Regions from separate parts of the Homo sapiens genome. Here region 2 is linked to region 1. A link is a contact called in ENCODE Hi-C or POLR2A ChIA-PET data. All regions are on one chromosome and are shown on one strand. The core of a region is the stretch at or near the end of the contact, and the rest is flanking DNA. Distances in the headings are between cores, read along the strand shown.

The links. Hi-C counts contacts between places; a loop is a spot of excess contacts on that map. ChIA-PET counts read pairs that join two places held with the same protein, here RNA polymerase II (POLR2A). Pooled maps may share reads with other maps.
Region 2: a map of K562 shows a loop between it and region 1 (2.1-fold over the local background). The contact joins two enhancer-like sites. A Hi-C loop is called at or near these places in 1 of 168 maps with a recorded cell type or tissue (K562) and 2 of 50 pooled maps. POLR2A ChIA-PET finds 5 or more read pairs at or near these places in 2 of 52 experiments (H1 and OCI-LY7).

Annotation. Positions count from the first base shown.
Region 1 is chr3:170,076,069-170,082,014 of GRCh38, reverse strand. GPR160 (G protein-coupled receptor 160) reads right to left here. Exons shown (of 4, transcript NM_014373.3): 3 at 2,118-2,241. It overlaps LOC124909456 (a long non-coding RNA gene), which reads left to right and starts at 1,245. Exons shown (of 2, transcript XR_007096157.1): 1 at 1,245-1,553; 2 at 4,377-5,946. Within about 2 kb of position 4,359, at least 2 of the 41 ENCODE cell types and tissues checked have a DNase peak (open chromatin) inside an H3K27ac peak, as active enhancers do.
Region 2 is chr3:170,307,935-170,313,331 of GRCh38, reverse strand. No RefSeq gene overlaps it. Among named protein-coding and RNA genes, the nearest start is that of SKIL, 47 kb to the left of the region's middle. Within about 2 kb of position 2,996, at least 3 of the 41 ENCODE cell types and tissues checked have a DNase peak (open chromatin) inside an H3K27ac peak, as active enhancers do.

The sequences.
Region 1 (5,946 bases), core at 3,110-5,609:
TGTGACAATAGTAAAAACATGGAATCAACCCAAATACCTGTCAGTGACAGATTGGATAAAGAAAATGTGGTACATATATACCATGGAATACTATGCAGCGTAAAACAAGAGATCATGTCTTTCACAGGAACATGGATGGAGTTGGAGTCCATCATCCTTAGCAAACTAACGCAGGAACAGAAAACCAAATACCGCATGTTTTCACTTATAAGTGGGAGCTAAATGATGAGAACACATGGACACAAAGAAGGGGACAGTGGACACTGGGGTCTACTTGAGGGAGGAGGGTGGGAGGAGGGAGAGAAGCAGAAACAATAACTATTAGGTACTAGACTTAGTACCTGGGTGACAAAATAATCTGTGCAGAAAACCACCCTGATATGAGTTTATAACAAACCTGCACATGTACCCCTGAACCTAAAATAAAAATAAATCACTGTGAGAGAGGGCTATCAGTTTTGATGACAGATTGAACCATTACTCTCATGGCCATAAATCTGTCATAAGATAACTTATTAAGGTATACAAATAATCTACTTATACAAACGTATATATGTGTAAAGGCAATAATACAAAATCTATTTTCATAACTATAAAAGACCCAATCAAACAAGTACTTCCCACACTCAAGTTTTTTTCCCCTGTATTTAAACATAGTACAGTTTAATTTGATCTTATCCAAAAAAGTTGCATTCCAGATTTGATATACAAGGGCACAGAAATGTAGCTGCCAACTTGACAAATGCCATTGGTCTTACAAGTGGTGTTGCTTGGATAAAGAAGCCAAGATGAGTAAGACCATATGAAGTCCCCCTTGTGCCAAAAATGAAAACAAAAAAGGCTTAGTTTTAAACAACCAATGTTGGTTTAAAATGAGGGTGAGGAAATTTTGTGGATTCATAAAGACCCATTTTTCAAAAATGTAACTTTAGGATAAAAGAATAGAATCATCTGTCTCACATGATTTTAACTTTTATAACTCCTGTTCTAAATTAAGTAAGGAAAGCCAAGTCAGGCTGGGGGCCGTGGCTCATGCCTGTAATCCTAGCACATTGGGAGGCCAAGGTGGGTAGATCACTTGAGCTCAGAAGTTCAAGACCAGCCTGGGCAACATGGTGAAACCTAGTCTCTACAAAAAATACAAAAATTACTCGGGTGTGGTGGTGGGGGCCTATAGTTCCAGCTACTTGGGAGGCAGAGGTGGGAGGATCACCTAAGCCCAGGAGGTCAAGGCTGTGGTGAGCCAAGTCATGCCACTGCATTCCAGCCTGGGTGCCAGATTGACACTCTGTCGCAAAAAGAAAAGCCAGGTAGGCAACATCCAAGGGATGTTTTCCAAGTTCCCGTTTCATCATTGACTCTTGACAGGTGGAGGCACCTGGAAGATGACAAAAGTAGGGAGGAGGAGGACCTGGAGGAGGACGCTTGTGTCTCCTAGGGGATGAGGAAGGTCCACAGAGGAGAAAGAGAATCAGCTACAGCCACCAAGGCAGGAACCAAGAACCTCTTCAGAAGATGACTGGAATAAAGAAGACAAGTCCGACATGGAACATGTAAGAGAATCATAAAGCTAGAAGAAAAATAAGAGCGGGGAAGACAGGCAACTTGAGGCAATAAAAAGCGAAAGGAAGAAACTGGAAAACAAGATTTTGGCCAATTTACGATAGTTCCTGAATACCACGATCATGGAAACCAATCAGAGCTTTCTTAGACGACACCAATTTTATGTACTCTACCCCAATTACCCTGTAAACCACTATAAGTGTTCAAAATTCCAATATTTTGTTTTTTAAAACAACTCCCTGAACAAGACAGAAATCCTTTGATAAGCTACCTGAATTTTCTCTAGAAAAATGTTCACAAAATACAGGGACTCAAGAGATTTACAAGATCTGGTCCTTTTCCTGCATGATTCTTTAAACTACTTGTGAATGAACTCATATGCAACCTGAAAAGTTAACATGAAAGTCCTTTTCAAGGTATCTTGCTTTACGATCTGGCCCAGTTTGGAGGTATTAGCAGGGCCTCAGGGAAACAAACCATGATTTCGTTTCACTGACCCAGTCTCTGTTTTTCCCTTTGTAACCCAATTAATTATTAACAACTTGCATACTTACTCTCCAGTGGGTCTTCCTTGACTGATGATCTTCCTATTTAATTTCACTTTTACTGCCTTCAATTATGTTATTTTTGGTTCCTTGCATTTCATTTTGATATACCAATATGCTATGTGAGTAAGCTCTGTGTGAAAGATAGAAAACAAAATGAAACATCATTAAGAGCTATCTTAATAGCAAGAGTCCAGTTAAACTGGTTCCAGATCACTGCTTAGAAAAATTGTAGCTTTTTGTGGGACTGAAGCCAGGAAGTAACTGCTTACATTCTTAGTTTCTTTCTTGCAAAAGGAAGAAAGGGGATACTTGGATTGAAAGCACACCAAAGATGGAGAGATTGATGCATACACCACATTTACTTAAAGGAATCTTGCTTTATAGTTTTCAGCCACAGGATAAAGCAGCTGTCCTCCAAAGTGTTTGGTTTCAGGACCCTTTGACCCTTGATGCATGTTAACATCAATAACATTTTTAAAATGTTATTTAAATAATATGGTAAAAATTACTATATTTTACCAAACAATAATTTAGTGAGCAGAGTGGCATTGTTTCACATTTCACAACTTGCTTTAGTGTCTGGCTTAATAGCAGACAGCTGAATTTTCATCTATGCCGGGTCTGTCCCACAGACCCTAGTCGAGCAACGGATGAAAGGAGTACTCAGACACAGATAAGCAGTGTAACAGCAGCTAGGGGGCTGCCCAGCACTAGTGGCCGAAGAAGAGAGCAGCCTTGAACAGCTGGAGCTGCTTGCTTTTATTCAGTACAGACATAATGCCGAAAGCCTGGAGCAAACACAGTCTGTGGGTAATTAACATTACTGTCCCCCCTTTCAGGGAGCAGTAATGCATGCGGATGATCAAAGGTCGGTTTCTGGACAACACAAGTGAACAAGCCTATTTAAGATAAATTCCCCTACACGTCCTTGTACCTACTCCTTGCCCTCTTCAAGGTCAGAAAACAGCTGCCTTCAGCTTATTCTCCCCCGGAAGCTATGTAGAGCCTTCCGGCCTTCCAGAAGGCCTGCTCCTTTCCCTACAGTTTCTCCCACCACTCTGACTGATCTACATCTCCCCCTTTTTTTTGCATCAGGTTTTGTTGATTGAAGAGTACAGATGTGTGCAGTGCCAGGTTTGACAGGCGCAGTAGTTACAGCTCGTGTTCTGGCTTTGCGTAAAGCGGTCTGCTGCACATAATTCATCAAATTCTGCCCTCTAGAGGAGGTATTGACTTGCCTCTAAAGTTGTTTTAGTTAGCACTGACCAGTCCCATGGGGTCATATGGAAGTTGTCTGCCATGGCCTCAATTAATCCTTTCATAAACGGGCTAGCGGCTCCATTTTCTCTAATGCTTTTTCTTATCTCTTTGTAAGTGTTGAAAGTAATGGGTTCATGTACCCGATTGCCTTGTTGATCTTGCATTACCAGGCAGACCAAGAGCTCCCCTTCTAATGCCGCTTGCTTAAGACAGGGTCCCATAACTGTAGTGTATCCCTTGTCCTTTTTCCAGTTTATTGGGGGAGGGGGCTCAGGGAAAACCTCTGTCTCCTCTGTGGCACCTTTACCCGGTAACGGTGGGGCTGGGGGAGGAGGCGGAGGCAGTAAGGTAGATGATGGTTCTTCCTCCCAAGCAGCCCTAACTAAGGCCCATAATGTTAAAGATGTTACTGGGACCCCATTGCCCTTGTGCATGATGTCGTTTAAGATTTCTTCCCACTTGCTCCCAGAGCTCTAGGTCTAACGTGCCTTCTTCTGGGAACTATGGGTTATGGAAAACAAGAGTTTGCATTAGGTCCCTTAATTGGGCCTCAAACTGAGGCTCCACCAGCTTTAAGCAGTTGTTTCAATACTTTTATATGCTGTTTCTGTTGAGTAAGTGTTGTCCCAATGTGAAACCCTAGCTTGAAAATTCCCTCGAACTTGGAAATCCCAAGAGGGCTCCAATTCCAATTACTGGCTTACTGCGCAGTCTCTTCACCTTCGTTTTCGAGGGTTCCGTCGCGATCCATTGCAGCGTTCCTCACACAGGGCACCAGCTGCTGGGTCTGTCCCACAGACCCTGGCCAAGCAACTGAAGAAAGGAGTACTCAGACACAGATATGCAGTGTAACAGCAGCTAGTGGGCTGCCCGGCACTAATGGCTGAAGAAGAGAGCAGCCTCGAACAGCTGGAGCTGCTTGCTTTTATTCAGTACAGACATAATGCCGAAAGCCTGGAGCAAACACAGTCTGCGGGTAATTAACATTATTGTTCTTCCTTTCAGGGAGCAGTCATGCGCGCTGATGATCAAAAGTCGTTTCTGGACAACACAAGTGAACAAGCCTATTTAAGATAAATTCTCCTACACGTCCTTGTACCTACTCCTTGCCCTCTGCCTCAAGGTCAGAGAACAGCTGCGTTCAGCTTATTCTCCCCTGAAGCCTTCCGACCTTTCAGAAGGCCTGCTCCTTTCCCAACAGTTTCTCCCACCACTCTGACCGATTACCTATACATCTACATTTCATCAGCTGAAATATCACACATCATGTAGCTTCTGGAAAGTCCTCTGTACATTCACGAGAGTTGGAAAGTAAAAAAAAAGGTAAAAACTTCAAGTGTTTTTATAATCAGTTGTGTTGCAGAATCTCATGCAATCTTAGAAAAGTTTAAAAAAACCATGTGCGTTAGACAACAGGATGGGAGATGAACGCTGTGAACATGAACATTCTGGTTTACTGTTGTGTAGAAGATGGAATTCATACTGCAGCTGTATTTGGTGAGCCCGATAAGTGGAGCAAGCCTGTGGGAGAAATAGCCTTATCAGGGGTTTTACATACTGTTTTTCTAATTCTTAACAACAGTCATAAAAGGTATATATAATTTTTCCCCATGAGGAAAACAGGCTTGTGGTTAATAAGTACATTTCCCTAGGTCCCATGACTCGTAAGTGTTGGAGCTAAAGTTCAACCTCAAGTCTGACTTCAAAGCTCACGTTCTTCAGTAAACCACAATTATGGCTTAACTCACTGGAAATGTAGAAAAGGACCCAATGTATGTATGTGAAAGAGCTTTCTAAAAAACCAACATGTGGTGGCTCATGCCTGTAATCGCAGCACTTTGGGAGGCTGGTGCAGGCGGATTGCCTGAGGCCAGGAGTTCAAGACCAGCCTGGTCAACATGCTGAAACCCCATCTCTACTAAAAATACAAAAATTAGCCAGGCGTGGTGGCGGGCGCCTGTAATCCCAGCTACTCAGGAGGCTGCAGCAGGAGAATCGCTTGGACCTAGGACGGGGAGGTTGCAGTGAGCCGAGATTGCACCACTACACTCCAGCCTGAGCAACAGAGTGAGACACAGTTATCTCAAAAAAAAAATAATAATTAAAAAAATAAAAAAGCGACATTCAAGTAACAGTGACTGTACTGATTACTGATATCCATAGGATTGTGACTTGACTATCCATTTGGATAATGAAATTTTATCCCTCCAAAAGGTAAATATAAACTTTGAAGAGTTTGTATTTGAAATGTGGTCTTCGCTTGATGTGTCCAAATTCAGTGGAAAAAAAAAGTCACTCAACTCTGATAATGTTTTGCATTCATCCATTTGCACAGTACAGTTATATTCAATATAGAAAATATGGAAATGTTTTTATTTTACTTATTTTTAAAAATAGGTGATATAATTTACATGATACAAAACTTGGGTGACAGATGTGTATTACAGTGAAAGTTACCTGTGCCACCCAATCCTCCCTCCAACACCCCCACTCTGCCCAGCGCTGTCTAGCCAGTTTCCCTCCCTAGATACAACCACTATAACCAGTTATTTGTATATATTTCCAGAGATATTCT
Region 2 (5,397 bases), core at 1,747-4,246, 230 kb before region 1:
TAGCACATATTCGTACAGGCTGGTGGCTCTCAAAACTTAATCTGAGGCTGACCTGAGATGCTAGTCCCAGATCCTACCTCCCAGAGATTTCAGTTCAGTAGTTCTGGGGTGGGAAACACTGTCAGAGGACTGTTTGAATTAAATGAGACATGTACAAAATGTTTAACACATGTCTGGACAAGGTCAGCAATTATAACCCATAAATAATATTTCCATTTACTGGACCTAACATGAGGAGTAACTTCTTTTGGGAAAGTTAACTTACTTTGGCATCACTGAAAATCAAACATAAGTTAAAAACACCAGGCCCCATTACGGTTATAAGGTACCAGCTTCCCCCTCTATTTATTATTATTATTATTATTATTATTATTATTATTATTTTGAGACAGAGTCTCACTCTGCCACCCAGGGTGGAGTGCAGTAGCTCAATCTCGGCTCACTGCAACCTCCACCTCCCGGGTTCAAGCGATTCTCCTGCCTCAGCCTCCCAAGTAGCTGGGACTACCGGCTAATTTTTATATTTTTAGTAGAGATGGGTTTCACCATGTTGGCCAGGCTGTTCCCAAACTCCTGACCTCAGGTGATCCACCTGCCTCAGCCTCCCAAAGTTCTGGGATTACAAGCGTGAGCCACCGTGCCCAGCCTCCCCCTCTATTTAAAAATTTTTTTTAATTCTGTTTTTTTTGAGACAGTCTCCCTCTGTTGCCCAGCCCGGAGTGCAGTGGCATGATCTCGGCTCACTGCAACCTCTGCCTCCCGGGTTCAAGTGATTCTCCTGTCTCAGCCTCCCTAGTAGCTGGGATTATAAGCGTGTGCCACCAAGCCCAGCTAATTTTTTATATTTTTAGTAGAGATGGGGTTTTGCCATGTTGGTCAGGCTGGTCTCAAACTCCTGACCTCAGGAGTGATCTGCCTGCCCCGGCCTCCCAAAGTGCTGGGATTCCAGGTGTGAGCTACCGCGCCCAGCCTAAAAATTCTTGTACTTTGTGATTGACAGATTTCATACTTCCTGATTACTCTTACTACCAAGTTAAAATGAGCAGATTATTATTATTATTATTATTATTTTGAGGCTGGAGTGCAATAGTGCAATATCTGCTCACCACAACCTCTGTGTCCTGGGTTCAAGCTATTCTCCTGCCTCAGCCTCCCGAGTAGCTGGGATTACAGGCATGTGCCACCATGCCCAGCTAATTTTGTATTTTTAGTAAAGACGGGGTTTCTCCATGTTGGCGAGGCAGGTCTGGAACTCCCGACCTCAGGTGATCCGCCTGCCTCAGTCTCCCAAAGTGCTGGGATTACAGCCATGAGTCACCACACCTGGCTAAAATGAGCAGATTATAAAGTGTTGTCAATAACACAACAAATCTAAAAAGTTGTTGATGAAAAAAATCTGTGGAGAAGATCTGAGGTTGTTTAATGCAACTTACTGCACATTGTACAGTTATTTTGGGCAATGAGGTAAATAACTGCCTGGAATTGAGGTATGGCAAAAATTAATTTTCAATAGGATTAAAAGATAAATGTCTTTCCTTGGGAAAAGACATTTCAAATATTTACCTCCAGTACATAAGTGTTTAGTGGGCAGGGCGTGGTGGCTCATCCCTGTAATCCTAGCACTTTGGGAGGCTGAGGAAGGAGGATCGCCTGAGGCCAGGAGTTCAAGACCTTCCTGGCCAACATAGACCCCATCTCTATTTTTTTTTTCCAAAAAGTAGTGTTTGCGAAATAGCAACATAATCAAAACACCACTGAAATCATGTTTCTAATTGACAATTTGAATGTCTGTAAATATCCATGGATTAAAATTTGTGAGTAACACTATTTTTAAAAAGTTTTTCTTTGCATATGAATGCCAGGTCATAGTAAATGACACTATTGTAATGCCATGCAACATTTGATATAGAAAGTTCACAACTGGCCAGGTGCGGTGGCTCACGCCTGTAATCCCAGCACTTTGGGAGGCCGAGGCGGACGGATCATGAGGTTAGGAGATAGAGACCATCCTGGCTAACACGTTGAAACCCCATCTCTACTAAAAAAAAAATACAAAAAAATTAGCCAGGCGTGGTGGTGGGAGCCTGTAGTCCCAGCTACTCGGGAGGCTGAGGCAGGAGAATGGTGTGAACCTGGGAGGCAGAGGTTGCAGTAAGCCGAGATCGCACCACTGTACTCTGGAGACAGAGCGAGACTTCGTCTCAAAAAATAAAAAAAATAAAAAAAGTTTACAACTGAAGAATGTGGATAATTTCCTGGATTTTGTTTTAATTGAATTCCTTTGTGTCTTAATGACCAAAAGCAGCCCTGGTTTTATTTTCAACTGAAAGTATTCTTCACAGATGAAACATGACACAATTAGACTCTTGCTTGATGAATCTCCAGTGCCTGGCACTTAACAGGCCCTATTTGTGTTTAATTTATATGGAAGTTCTAACATCCAGAATGGTTAAAGTGGGCAGAGCAATTCTAGTACAAAACCTTCCAGGTTCCCTGATAACATATTAGAGCGTTCTGAATAACAGTTCAAAGGGTATATTGACTTCTTTTTTTTTTTTTTTTTTTGAGACGGAGTTTCGCCCTCTCGCCCAGTTTGGAGTGCAGTGGTGCAATCTCAGCTTATTGCAACCTCTATCTCCCCAGTTCAAGCGATTCTCCTGCCTCGGCCTCCCAAGCAGCTGGGATAAAAGGCATGCACCACCACACCCGGATAGTTTTTGTATTTTTGTAGAGACGAGGTTTAACCACGTTAGCCAGGCTGGTCTCAAACCCCTGACCTCAAGGAATCCGCCAGCCTCGGCCTCCCAAAGGGCTGGGATTACAGGCGTGAGCCACCGCGCCCGGCCGGTATATTGACTTTTAATAGTTCCGTAAAATTAAAATACACATGATCAGCACTGATAAAATCCTGGAACCTCTAGGTAACCGGCCTGTAGTGAATACACTGGCTCCTCCAGAGGGCTATGGTGCTGGTAACTCTGACCTTCATTATAGCAAGAGACTGGCCCCTGGTGGTGGTGAAGCAGATAGAATCAGTATTCTGCCAACCAGGCACACTGCAGTCCACCAGGCCTACCCCGCTGCCTTACCACGTACTCCCCACTATTGGGGGAGAACATTCATTTTTATTTTGATCATGGGAAATATCTTCTAAGTAAAGGAATAACATACACACAGGCCTTTTTTTTAAACTTTAAGCCAACTTTTCTGAAATGCATTTATTCCGTCTGTCACAAAAAATTATTTAACATTTTCCCAAATCCTACAGAATCAGCATAGTGCTAGACACATTATAAGGCCCTCAATAAATACATAAATTAAAATTTAAAACATAAAATAATCTAGGAAGATAGCAAGTCTTTAGCATGCTGATTCAAATTTCCCTGTTAGAAAATGAATACTTTCTAACTGGATAAACTTGAGCCAAACTGTACATAAATGCATGTTCTTTCATGATCTTTAAATTGAAAAATCTGAGCTGGGTGCGGGAGCTCACACCTGTAATCCCAGCACTTTGGGAGGCCGAGGCGGTGGATCACTTGAGGTCAGGAATTCAAGACCAGCCTGGCCAACATGGTAAAATCCCGTCTCTACTAAAAACACAAAAATTAGGCGGGGGTGGTAGCACACTCCTGTAATCCCAGCTACTCGGGAGGCTGAAGCATGAGAATCACCTGAACCTGGGAGGCGGAGGTTGCAGTGAGCTGAGATCGTACCACTGCACTCCAGCTTGGGTGACAGAGCAAGACTACTGTCTCAAAAAAAAAAAAAAAAGAAAAAAAAAAAAAGAAAAAAGAAAAAGAAAAAGAAAAAATCTGGCTGTTTAAATAAAAATCTACTGCCTCAAAAATTTTTTTTCTTAAAAATTTTCTGTAAAAGGCCGTAAAATGTGAGCTAAATTTCTGTATTTTCTGTATTTAAGTTCCTTTGCATGTTTTTATTCCTAAATATATTATGAATAATGTAAAAATCATCAAGTGTAGCCACCCACATTGCAGATAGTTTATCTCATGCAAGTTTTAAATCTGGTTATGTGGCACTACCTCTAGAAACCACCCAGCACTTCCCTTTTATGGAAAAAACAAAGCATCTAAATTTTCAAAAATTTTGCTAGAGCGTTTCAACAGGCTCTTTCTTAAACAATTGGAATTTGCTTCTGACCAGCTAAATTGTTGATGAAAACTTAACCCTCTCAAGTCTAGTGAATCCATCTGGCATGGGCTTTCATTTTCAGATATCTTGTAAAAGATCACATTAAACAGCCACTAATTCTTAGGTACTTATAATTTGTTTATCCATACAAATACTAAAAATAGTAATTGGAGTAAAAATAAAATGTCAACACCAGTAAGGCACAAGTTACATGAAAGTGAATCGCACTGCCACAAAAATCACTCTTAAATTCTGAGCTGGATTCATTTTAATTATAAATTTCAGAGATGGACTGTAAAAGATCTAATCTAAGCAGAAGCAGCTGACAATCTGCTCTCCCATTCCCAGGCAAAATCCAATTCATATTTCTCAGCACAAAAGCCAAAAACAATCTCATAGTGTGTATGTTAAGAGATTGATCTAAAGATTCTATTCTTATTGTGTATATATAAACCCAGAAAGCTGTGGAATCTACCATAAACCTGAAAAATGTCCAGCATTAATTACAAAAGAATGTTAAATAAAATTCCTATAAGTTTCATTAGTGAACCATCATGATTACATAATGTATATTTTCATGCATTTATTTGGCTTTTGTCACTGGACTATTCATTGTGGAGATGAACATCTCAGTATGTCTGTTTTCTACGTTTAACATCAAGGGCAGAGGTTGTTTTTATTAGCCTTATTTAGCATCGTGCACAGTAAATTCCAGTATATTCTGGAATAAGCTAGGGATATAAACTATTCAGATTTTTATTTTTTGAGACAAGTGTCTTGCTTTGTCACCCAGACTCGAGGGCTCACTGCAGCCTCACCCTCCAGGGCTGACGCAATCCTCCCACCTCAGCCTCCCGAGCAGCTGGGATGACAGGAATATGCCACCACGCCCAGCAAATTGTAGAGACGGTTGTTTCACTATGTTGCCCAGGCTGGTCTCGAACTCCTGGTCTCAAGCAATCCACCCGCTTTGGCCTCCCAAAGTGCTGGGATTACAGGCGTCATCCACTGCACCCAGCCATCTGGTTCTTAAGTGATCCTTAAGTCCTAGAGTAAACAAGAGCAAATCTAGGAAAGGAGACCTTCAGATAGACCAAATGACTCATTGTTAGCCATTGTCCACAAAGCAAGCTGTTGAATTTCAAGGACTGGAGATTGGTTGTACCTTTCGGGGAGAAACTGGTTATCCCAGTGATGGAATGCCTTAATGAAAAATTTCCCTAAAGCTTCAAGTTCCTCTGTGGA